2 separate regions of the Homo sapiens genome follow, and region 2 is linked to region 1. Evidence: chromatin contacts called from ENCODE Hi-C or POLR2A ChIA-PET data. All regions are on one chromosome and are shown on one strand. The core of a region is the stretch at or near the end of the contact, and the rest is flanking DNA. Distances in the headings are between cores, read along the strand shown. Region 1 holds the start of CFAP58-DT (CFAP58 divergent transcript). Region 2 holds the start of SHOC2 (SHOC2 leucine rich repeat scaffold protein).

The links. A loop is a pair of places that touch in the nucleus more often than their neighbours do. ChIA-PET counts read pairs that join two places held with the same protein, here RNA polymerase II (POLR2A). Pooled maps may share reads with other maps.
Region 2: a map of naive thymus-derived CD4-positive, alpha-beta T cell shows a loop between it and region 1 (7-fold over the local background). The contact joins the promoter of SHOC2 here to the promoter of CFAP58-DT in region 1. A Hi-C loop is called at or near these places in 1 of 168 maps with a recorded cell type or tissue (naive thymus-derived CD4-positive, alpha-beta T cell) and 5 of 50 pooled maps. POLR2A ChIA-PET finds 5 or more read pairs at or near these places in 1 of 52 experiments (HCT116).

Annotation. Positions count from the first base shown.
Region 1 is chr10:104,351,442-104,355,538 of GRCh38, forward strand. CFAP58-DT (CFAP58 divergent transcript) reads right to left here and starts at 2,134. Exons shown (of 2, transcript NR_108036.1): 1 at 1,677-2,134; 2 at 1-486. It overlaps CFAP58 (cilia and flagella associated protein 58), which reads left to right and starts at 2,392. Exons shown (of 18, transcript NM_001008723.2): 1 at 2,392-2,465. The coding sequence starts at 2,457. RefSeq lists enhancers at 605-654, 675-784, 2,062-2,121.
Region 2 is chr10:110,917,385-110,921,481 of GRCh38, forward strand. SHOC2 (SHOC2 leucine rich repeat scaffold protein) reads left to right here and starts at 2,220. Exons shown (of 9, transcript NM_007373.4): 1 at 2,220-2,273. BBIP1 (BBSome interacting protein 1) reads right to left here and starts at 1,796. Exons shown (of 4, transcript NM_001195305.3): 1 at 1,737-1,796; 2 at 737-829. The coding sequence starts at 773. RefSeq lists silencers at 1,130-1,289, 2,140-2,579, 2,590-2,679 and enhancers at 1,421-1,960, 1,650-1,849, 1,870-1,919.

The sequences.
Region 1 (4,097 bases), core at 884-3,383:
CTTGCCCTTCAAGCATGATGACTAACTAAAAACCCACAGTGACAAAACCTTGTGGTACTGACACATGAACAAACCAGAGAGCTCAGAACATACTCATGTCTATTTGGAAACTTCCCCAAACCAATTTGGAAAGAATGGATTGTTTGACATGGGTTGTTGGAAAATTTGCTCACCCCATGGAGAAAAATATAGTTAGATCCCTATCTCACACCATATGGGAAGGAGAACTCCAGATGGATTAGATAACTGAATGTAAAAAAGTAAAACTATGAAGCTAATGGATAGAAAAAAATGATGGGAGAATACCTTTATGACCGTGGGGTTAAGGAGGTCTAAATAATACCAAAAAACTATATAAAAAATATAGGGAAAAAAAGAGCTAAAGAGCCACAGTATCAAAGTTAAGGACTATTGTTCCCTTAAAGACATAAAGGCAGAGTTTCTAGTCTTCTAAAGCAGATTGATGTCCAGGCTTCTCAAAGATATCTGTAAATCAAAAGAAAAAGAAAAAAGATCAATAGAAAAATAGACACAGACACTGAAAAGGCAGTTCACAGAAGGGAATCTCAAGTAGCCTATGAATGTATAAAGAAATGGTCAAAAAATTCACTAGTAGTTAGAGAAGTGAAAATGAAAGCAAAAAATGAGCTTACACTACTTTCATCATATTGACAGAAATTAGAAAATTAGCTAATTAGATGAGTCAATATTTGCAAAGCACTTAGAATAGTATCTGGTATTTACTAAACACTTTATGAGTGTTTAATAAAAAAGACCTATCACCTTCTGGAAGGGATGGATGGAAGTGTTGGATGGAAACCCCACACTGGAGTGCAGCGTAGGGCAGTAACTCTGGTACACAATCTTAAAGTGCTTGGTAAGTACCCAGGGCTTGTACTAGGCTACTGGGCATCGTTGTGCTCTTGGAAAACTGTTCATCTGGCCAGATGAGTTTGAAAATATCACACCCTCTAGATAGTTACAGCCTTCTAGGTTCATGACTTGGCTGGCGTACAGAGATTTTGTGAGAATAAAAAGTGCACACCTTTCTCCAGTAGGGCACATGGCACGGGAAAGAGAGTAGAGACAGTTTTTCAGCCTCCATTGCCCCATGGCTGGATGTGTTTGTGCAGGACGCAGCTGCATAAGCAAATGTCCCTGTGCATCCCTATAACTTTAACAATCTTACTCCTTGGCATATATTTCAGAGGAATTTGCACAGAGGTCCTTAAGGGACCACGGACAAAGACGATCATGGCTGTATTACTTGATGTATTGGAGAATTAGAGGCGGCCTTGTTACCTAACACCTGGGGAATGGAAGTGAAGTGTGGTAGATGCCCCTTATGAAACGCTGTGCAGTACTCAGAAGCAATGAACTATATGCTTGCCAATCGCAACGAGGACAGATCCTTAAAAAGAATGTTGAGTGAAAAAAGTAGAAAATAAGATAATCTCCAAAGTCCAGTAGCATTATTTAAACATTTTTAAAAAATACACTGATAAAAATTTTGTACATTTCCCAAAAATACATATGGAAGCACAGCAGCATGAATGCCTATGGGGTTGAGGATAGGGGTTGGGAGTAGGGATGGGGATAAAGGGGGAAAATAAAACCAGAGAGGAGTCTTACACATTTCATGAACCAAGGAGTATAATTATTTCAACTATTTGTACCTGAAGTCCAGAAAGAGTGGAGGCAGAAGGGGGAGAAGAGGGCGAAGAAACGTTTTTGGGAGAGGGGTCCCAGAAGAGAGATTTTCGCGATGTGGCGCTACATACGTTTTTCCAGGATGCCTTAAGCTCTGCACCCTATTTTTCTCATCACTAATATTAGATTAAACCCTTTGAAGACAGCGTCTGTGGTTTCTCTACTTCAGCTTTCCCTCCGTGTCTTGCACACAGTAGCTGTTTTACAAGGGTTGAACTGACTGAAGTGAGATTATTCCTCGTTGTCTCGGAAGGCAGAGTGTAGCCGCCAGTCCTTCCCTCATCCGGAACCTTCTGGTCCACATTTCCTTCCAAGCGTTAGTCCTCGGCTCTCCATGCTTGGCTCCCTAGTGTCACACACCGTCCTTTCTGGGTGGCCTCTTCCAATTCGCCCTCTTCTTTCTCCTGGGTGTCTCCATCTGCCCACACCGTGGGACTCCTCCCAGCCTCTCAGGGGCACCGCCCCCTCACTTCCTTGGCTCCGCCCCATTGGGATATATTTGCATATTTCTCTGAGGAACCCTGCCCAGGTGCCAGCCGCAGAAGCTCCTCCCCTTTCGAATTCCCGCTAGCGCCCCTAGAGGGCGTGTCCGTTGCCAGGCGACGGGCCGACGCGCCGAGCGCGGGTTTCCGCTCGGGGCGGGCGATAGAGACAGCGCGTCGCGCCTTTAGCTTCTTTCCCAGACTCCGGCCCAGCTCCTGCGATCTCCACAGCAGCCTCTGAGGCCGCCCCCAGAGAGCATCAGGATGGCTGAGGTCAGGAGTCAGCGCCCCTCTGTCGCCTTTCCCTTGACCCCTCCCCATTGTCCCTCTCCTACTGACGATTGTCACAAACGGTGATTCCAATATTTCCCCCCATCAACATCTTATTCCCCTGCACCCTCACTCACTCCCGCGCCTTTCTCCGTTGGCTCTGGCCTCTTTACCTCCTGTTTCTCCTTCATTTGTGTGGACACCCCACTATCCCCACTGTGGCATCGGCGCTATGCTAAGTGCGGTAGAAAATTAATGAATTCTGAAATCCACACGTGACATGCACCCAGCCCTAGATTTTTAGTCATGGAGTGATACCATAAGAGAGGCTCACACAGAAATATTGGAGATGTCTTATCTCACAGGGGAAACCGGGAAGAAAGCTTCACAGATGCCTGCTGTCATCCCAATCAATGGCCCTTGTCCACCTGTCACACCCTGATTTCCTAACATGTGATCACCTGCTGTCACACAGCTTCATTAAGGCTCTTCTGCCCATCACCTCTGCCCCGTGTGTTCATTGACTCCTGTGTTAACATCTCGTATCACCCCACCACTCCCCCATATTACAGTACACCCCATTTTCAGCCTCTCCAATGAGGGGTTATTTCTGCAACCCTTCAGTGACTCCCTGCCTGCCCCTTAGCCCCCTCACGTATAACCTCAAGAGCCTCGGGTCCCTGTCATTACTTGCCATTCACAGTCCCCATCCACTATGGCCCTACCCAAATCCTTCATGGCCCCATCAGAGCCCTTCCCCCATCACCCATCCCACGGTCTGTTCCAGCCAGGACCAGCTACATGATTTGCAAGGCCTGATGCAAAGTGAAAACACAAAGTCTCTTCAAAAATTACAAATAATTTTAAGACAGAACAGCAGAGCATTCAACCAAGAATGGGGCCTTTCTGAGCAAGGGGCCCTGTGCAACTGACCAGTTTTCACTCCCATGAAGCCAGCCCAAGCCCCATCATCTTTCAGCACCATCGTGCTCCACCCCCTCCCCACCCCATTCTAGTTACTCTCTTGCTTCCTCTGCACCATTCACATCCCCTCATCATTGCTTTTCCTCCATCTCCAGTCTAGCTTTATAAATTCCGTCTTCCCGTGGTCAACACCTCCTTCCTTTCCTTATCATACGATCTCTTTCATATCATCCATCTTCCTCACGCCTGGGCTCCATCACTCACATCTCTCTCTGACATCCATGCTGCTGTGGCCACTTCACTTCTCCCCATTACCCATAGTCATTTGTATCTCTTTCTTCCCATTTCCTTTCTTGTTCCTTCTAGTTCTTTATTGTCCCATTATTGCTTTTGAGTGTTTTCTCCTCTTTTCTCCCACCAGTCATCTTTGTTTATTTCATTCTTCATTCCCCATAGGGAAGCCCCAGCCTCCCAGAGGCACCAGCCCCTCATTTCCTTGGCTCTGCCCTATTCAGGATATATTTGCATATTTCTGTGAGGAACCCTGCCCAGGTGCCGGCCTCAGAAGCTGCTCCACTATTATGGATTAGTTATTTCCATTTCCCTCTTTCTGTTACTCCTCTCGTTTCTTCCTTTCTTCTACTTTTCTTCTTACTTGACCTCAGCCAACTTTCTCGATTCTGCTTTCACAATTCTCTATTTCCCCTCTGG
Region 2 (4,097 bases), core at 970-3,469, 6.6 Mb after region 1:
CTTGCCTAACAATAAGTGTCTGCAACTTTTTATGACAATGAAAAAGTGGGGAGGAATGAAAAAAAATGGCAAAATGTTAACTGCTGCATATAGATGATGGGTACATGAATATTCATTAAATTATTTCTTTCAGCTTTTAAATATATGAACACTTTCATAATAAAACACTGGGGAAAAAAATCATGTCAGAAAGACTTCACAGGGGAAACGTAAAACAAAGATTGAGTAGCAGGCGCTCAGCTGAATTTCTGATAAATTGAAGGTCTCTAAAACTTGGCTGGAAGTGTCTTGGGCATCCAAGAGACACCCGATATATTCAAACTTTCAGTAAGTATTTACCAAAATAATATCATGTGCATGGTGAAAATGACGGGAAGACGAATCTGATACAAACCATTCTATTTAGGTGCAGACATGGTAGTGAAGCTAAAAACATAAGCGCTATTATATATATATAACATACTGATTGTCATAAAAGATGTACAAAAAATGCTAAACTCAGAGGAAATTACTTCCTGCTGGGAAGAATCTGGAAACACATCTCCACGGGTAACAGAATCAGATACAGAATCACAAAAGGTGACTGCTACAACAGATTTCAGTAATTAACAGCAAAGAAACAAGAGTAGTTCATTTTGGCTGGCGTGTAAGTACTAAGGAAGCAGAAATTAAGTCGAGAAGGTAGGTTTGCATCTGTATTGTTGACTGGCTGGATATTAACCATTTTCAATTTTACCTGAAAGTTCTGGTCTTTTTGCTGCAGCTTTAAGCATCCAACCCGGTATTACCAAGATGACTTAGAGTTCTTGACTCAAGCATACAGAAGAAACTACAAGATAATGTATGATAACTTTGTAAAGGGCCATATAAAAGCAATACAGTATTTTCAAAAATCTTCAACACGTTGTTTAAGAAACTGTAGACCTGCAGGAATCCCACCACCAGAACCGCAGTCAAAGCTTACAAAGACTCAAAGGAGAGACGCGGAAAGGGGGGAAAAATCAGAATGGGAAGGCAGGTGGCAGGGGAAAAAGATTGAGGTCCTGCCCTGGTGGTAGGGGCTCATCTTTTCCTTTTATAGGTGAAGGTGGAAAATGATTTTCTGAAGTTCCCGAATTCTCCTCCCTCCAAAGGCCAAGGAGTGAAAGTACTTAATAGGAACTTGCGGAGGCGTGGTCAAGAGCTCCGTTTTGCCGGAGTTAGGAGCTCCGCCCCGAGGTCCCCGCCCATTCCCCGCTGGGGTCCTCCCGGCCGGGCTGCCTCTGGCTGGGTTAGGGCGGCCTGTAGAGCGGCCTCACCCCACAGGGAGCCTCACGGGGGCGGGCCGCCGCCAGGCCAGCCCGGAAAAAAACCGCCTTCCAACGGAAGCGGCCCTGAGCCCCGCTCGCCATTTCAGCGCTCTGTCCCACAGGGACCGTCCGGCCCGGGTCCGGCCCACTGGTTGGGGTCCACGGACTCACCTCACTTTGCAACTAAGGTCAAAAATAAGCATTCCCTGGGGCACGGGCGGCCAGGCTATTAACACCCTTCCGCCATGACCCAATTCGGAAGTGCCAAATGCAACTTCCGGGCAGGAGAGGGAATTTCGGAGCCCTAAACTGTTGTCCATCTCCGTAAGTGACCAGACGTCTCAGTAAAATAAGGGCCAGGAAACTGGACGTGTAATCCGGAGTATGAATTAACTTGTCTAACATGGGATGTGTGGTCACCCACGGTACCTCTTTGGGCTTACTTACAGATGCATCCCTTCCCAGACGGCTCAGCTGTTGCCCCGGGTAACGGTGAGACTGGCGAAGGAAAAAAATCTACGTCACCCTGGAAACAGGAAGCCAGGAATCTCCTTTTGCCATTATCAGTTATGGCCGCCTTAGCTTCAACAGTAACTTCCGATCGGGGAGTTGTCACTCTACCCTGCTGGAGGCTTACTCTGTAGCCCGGCTAGCCAGAGGCGCCCAGTGGGCGGGAGACGGCGTAGAGGAACTGAGGAAAGGACAAGGGCGGAGAGAGAGAAGCTGGCGGCACTGCCCGTCTCTGATTGGGCAGCTTCTCTTGCCCCGGTTCCGCCCATTTTTCTTGCCTAGCGAGTGACGGGCCCACGGCAGAGGGGTGGGGCGGGGAGGCTGGAGCGAGAGTAGTGGCGGGGCGGGCGGGGCGGGGCGAGTGGGGGAGGGGCGGGCGGGGGGCGGCGGTTGGGCAGCGTCGCTTCTTAGGAGGAGGAGGAAGAGGAGGAAGGAGGGCGAGCGAGGAGGATGGCGGAGTCGGGGCTCCTGACGGTAACTCGGGGCCGATGAGGCGGAGGGTGTCTGTTGGTCGGTTCTTCCTGCCTGCCTTCCTGTCCGTCGGGCAGTCGGGCTGGCTGTCGGTAGGGGGAGGCCCCGTGCGCCCTGACAGGCGCGAGCCGGCAGCGCCGGGGCGAGGCCCGAGGGGCCGGGGCCCTGGGAGGCGCCGCCGCCGCCGCTTTCCTGGTTGCTGTCTCCGGGAGTGCGGGGCCCTTGGAGCCGGCTCGCGTGGGAGCCTGCAGCCCGGCGCGGAGAGGAAGGCGGTCGGGTGTGACAGCGGCCGGGGCCGGGCCTGCGGCGGCGGCGGCGGGCGGCCCGGACAGCGCCTGGGCGACGGCGAGCCGGCGCGAGGGCGCGGGCCGGGGGCCCCCGGCGGACAGTCTCTCTCCTCTCGGCTCCCTGGGCCCCCGGGCCCAGTCCGCAGGGCGCCCCGAGTCGTGTAAATCGTTGGCGAGGGCCCGGGCGCAGCGGCGGTCATACAGGGTGGGGTCTCTTCTCGCCCCCTCCCTGGAGTCCACCTTGCTCTCCCGTTCTCCTCTCCCTAAAAACCCTTGAGTGAAGAGTGCTGGATCGGCTCTGGGTGTGTTGCCTAGCGAAGCGAGTTGTAGCCCTTCGAGACCGCCTCGTAGAACATGCCCGATGGCAACCTCTCCCCGTGATAGCACAGCTTTTAGGGAGAGAGGAAAAGTAGTCTCACTCTTCCCCGACTTCCCCAGGCTCATAACACAAGAGGCTTTGGGGCAAGACGATTTTTCCCCCAGCACCTCAATATCCATTGTTTTTGTACCATCCCCCTCCCCCCATGCCTAGGTGGAAGAGTAATGACTCCAAAGCATTAACTTGCCTTTCTCTTTATTTCTTTTCTTTCTTTTTCTTTTCTTCCTTCCTTTCTTTAAGCAGGCAGTTTGTGTTATTGTGGAATTATGGATTTACAAACAGGTGGAATAAATACCGATTCGGGAGCTAGAAAGAAGATGCTTTGTGTGTGTGTTTAAGCCCTTACAGTTGGCAGTTTGATTTTTCTTGTCTGTTGCTTTGTATCGTAATGGGGGTGATGAGAATAAAAGAGGAAGCACTGTTTTGCAACCTACCCAAAGAAATATTTTCGAAGTCTCTGGGGATGCTGAAGCAAAATTAGGTTGCAGATGTGGACTGTATAGTATTTGCCTCCAGCGTGATAACTACCAGCAGTGTCTAGGCTTACACCTGTGCCATTTCGTATACTTTTCTTAGATACCGAGTGCGTCTAGTTTCTACTCAAGAGGGACTACTATATCAAAAGCTTTTTGTTACGGTTTTCAGAATCCTAAGGTACATTTGTGTAACCAAGTGTTTTTGTAACTAAATGCAGCAACACCACTGAAAAATAGTTTTAATTTTAAAGACCTCAATTTATTAGTGTACTTACTAATCTTTACCCTCATCCTCCATGCTGTGGACTGTAGAACTGTTACTGTGTACTTGAAGAGACTTAGCTATTGCATCCAATTTGTAACATTCAGTAAGGTTATATTTATAATTTGAATTTATCAAGTGTTGATGTTTTGCTGTGTGACAGTGAAAAGAATTTTAGGAATAAAGTATGCAAATGACCATTCGCCACATATGGAACTTAGACTGAGTATGATAAGCCTTTTGTCTTTATTTGGACATAAAGTATATTGTAAACTTTTTATGTAATTATAAATACACATTTGAAAAATAGACAAAAATAAACACAAAACTGAATAAAAGTTTTGTCTAAGGTTTGTAACTTTCAAATGTCTGAAATTTAATATAAAGCCAACATATAAAACAATATTGAAATCCCAGTTTCAA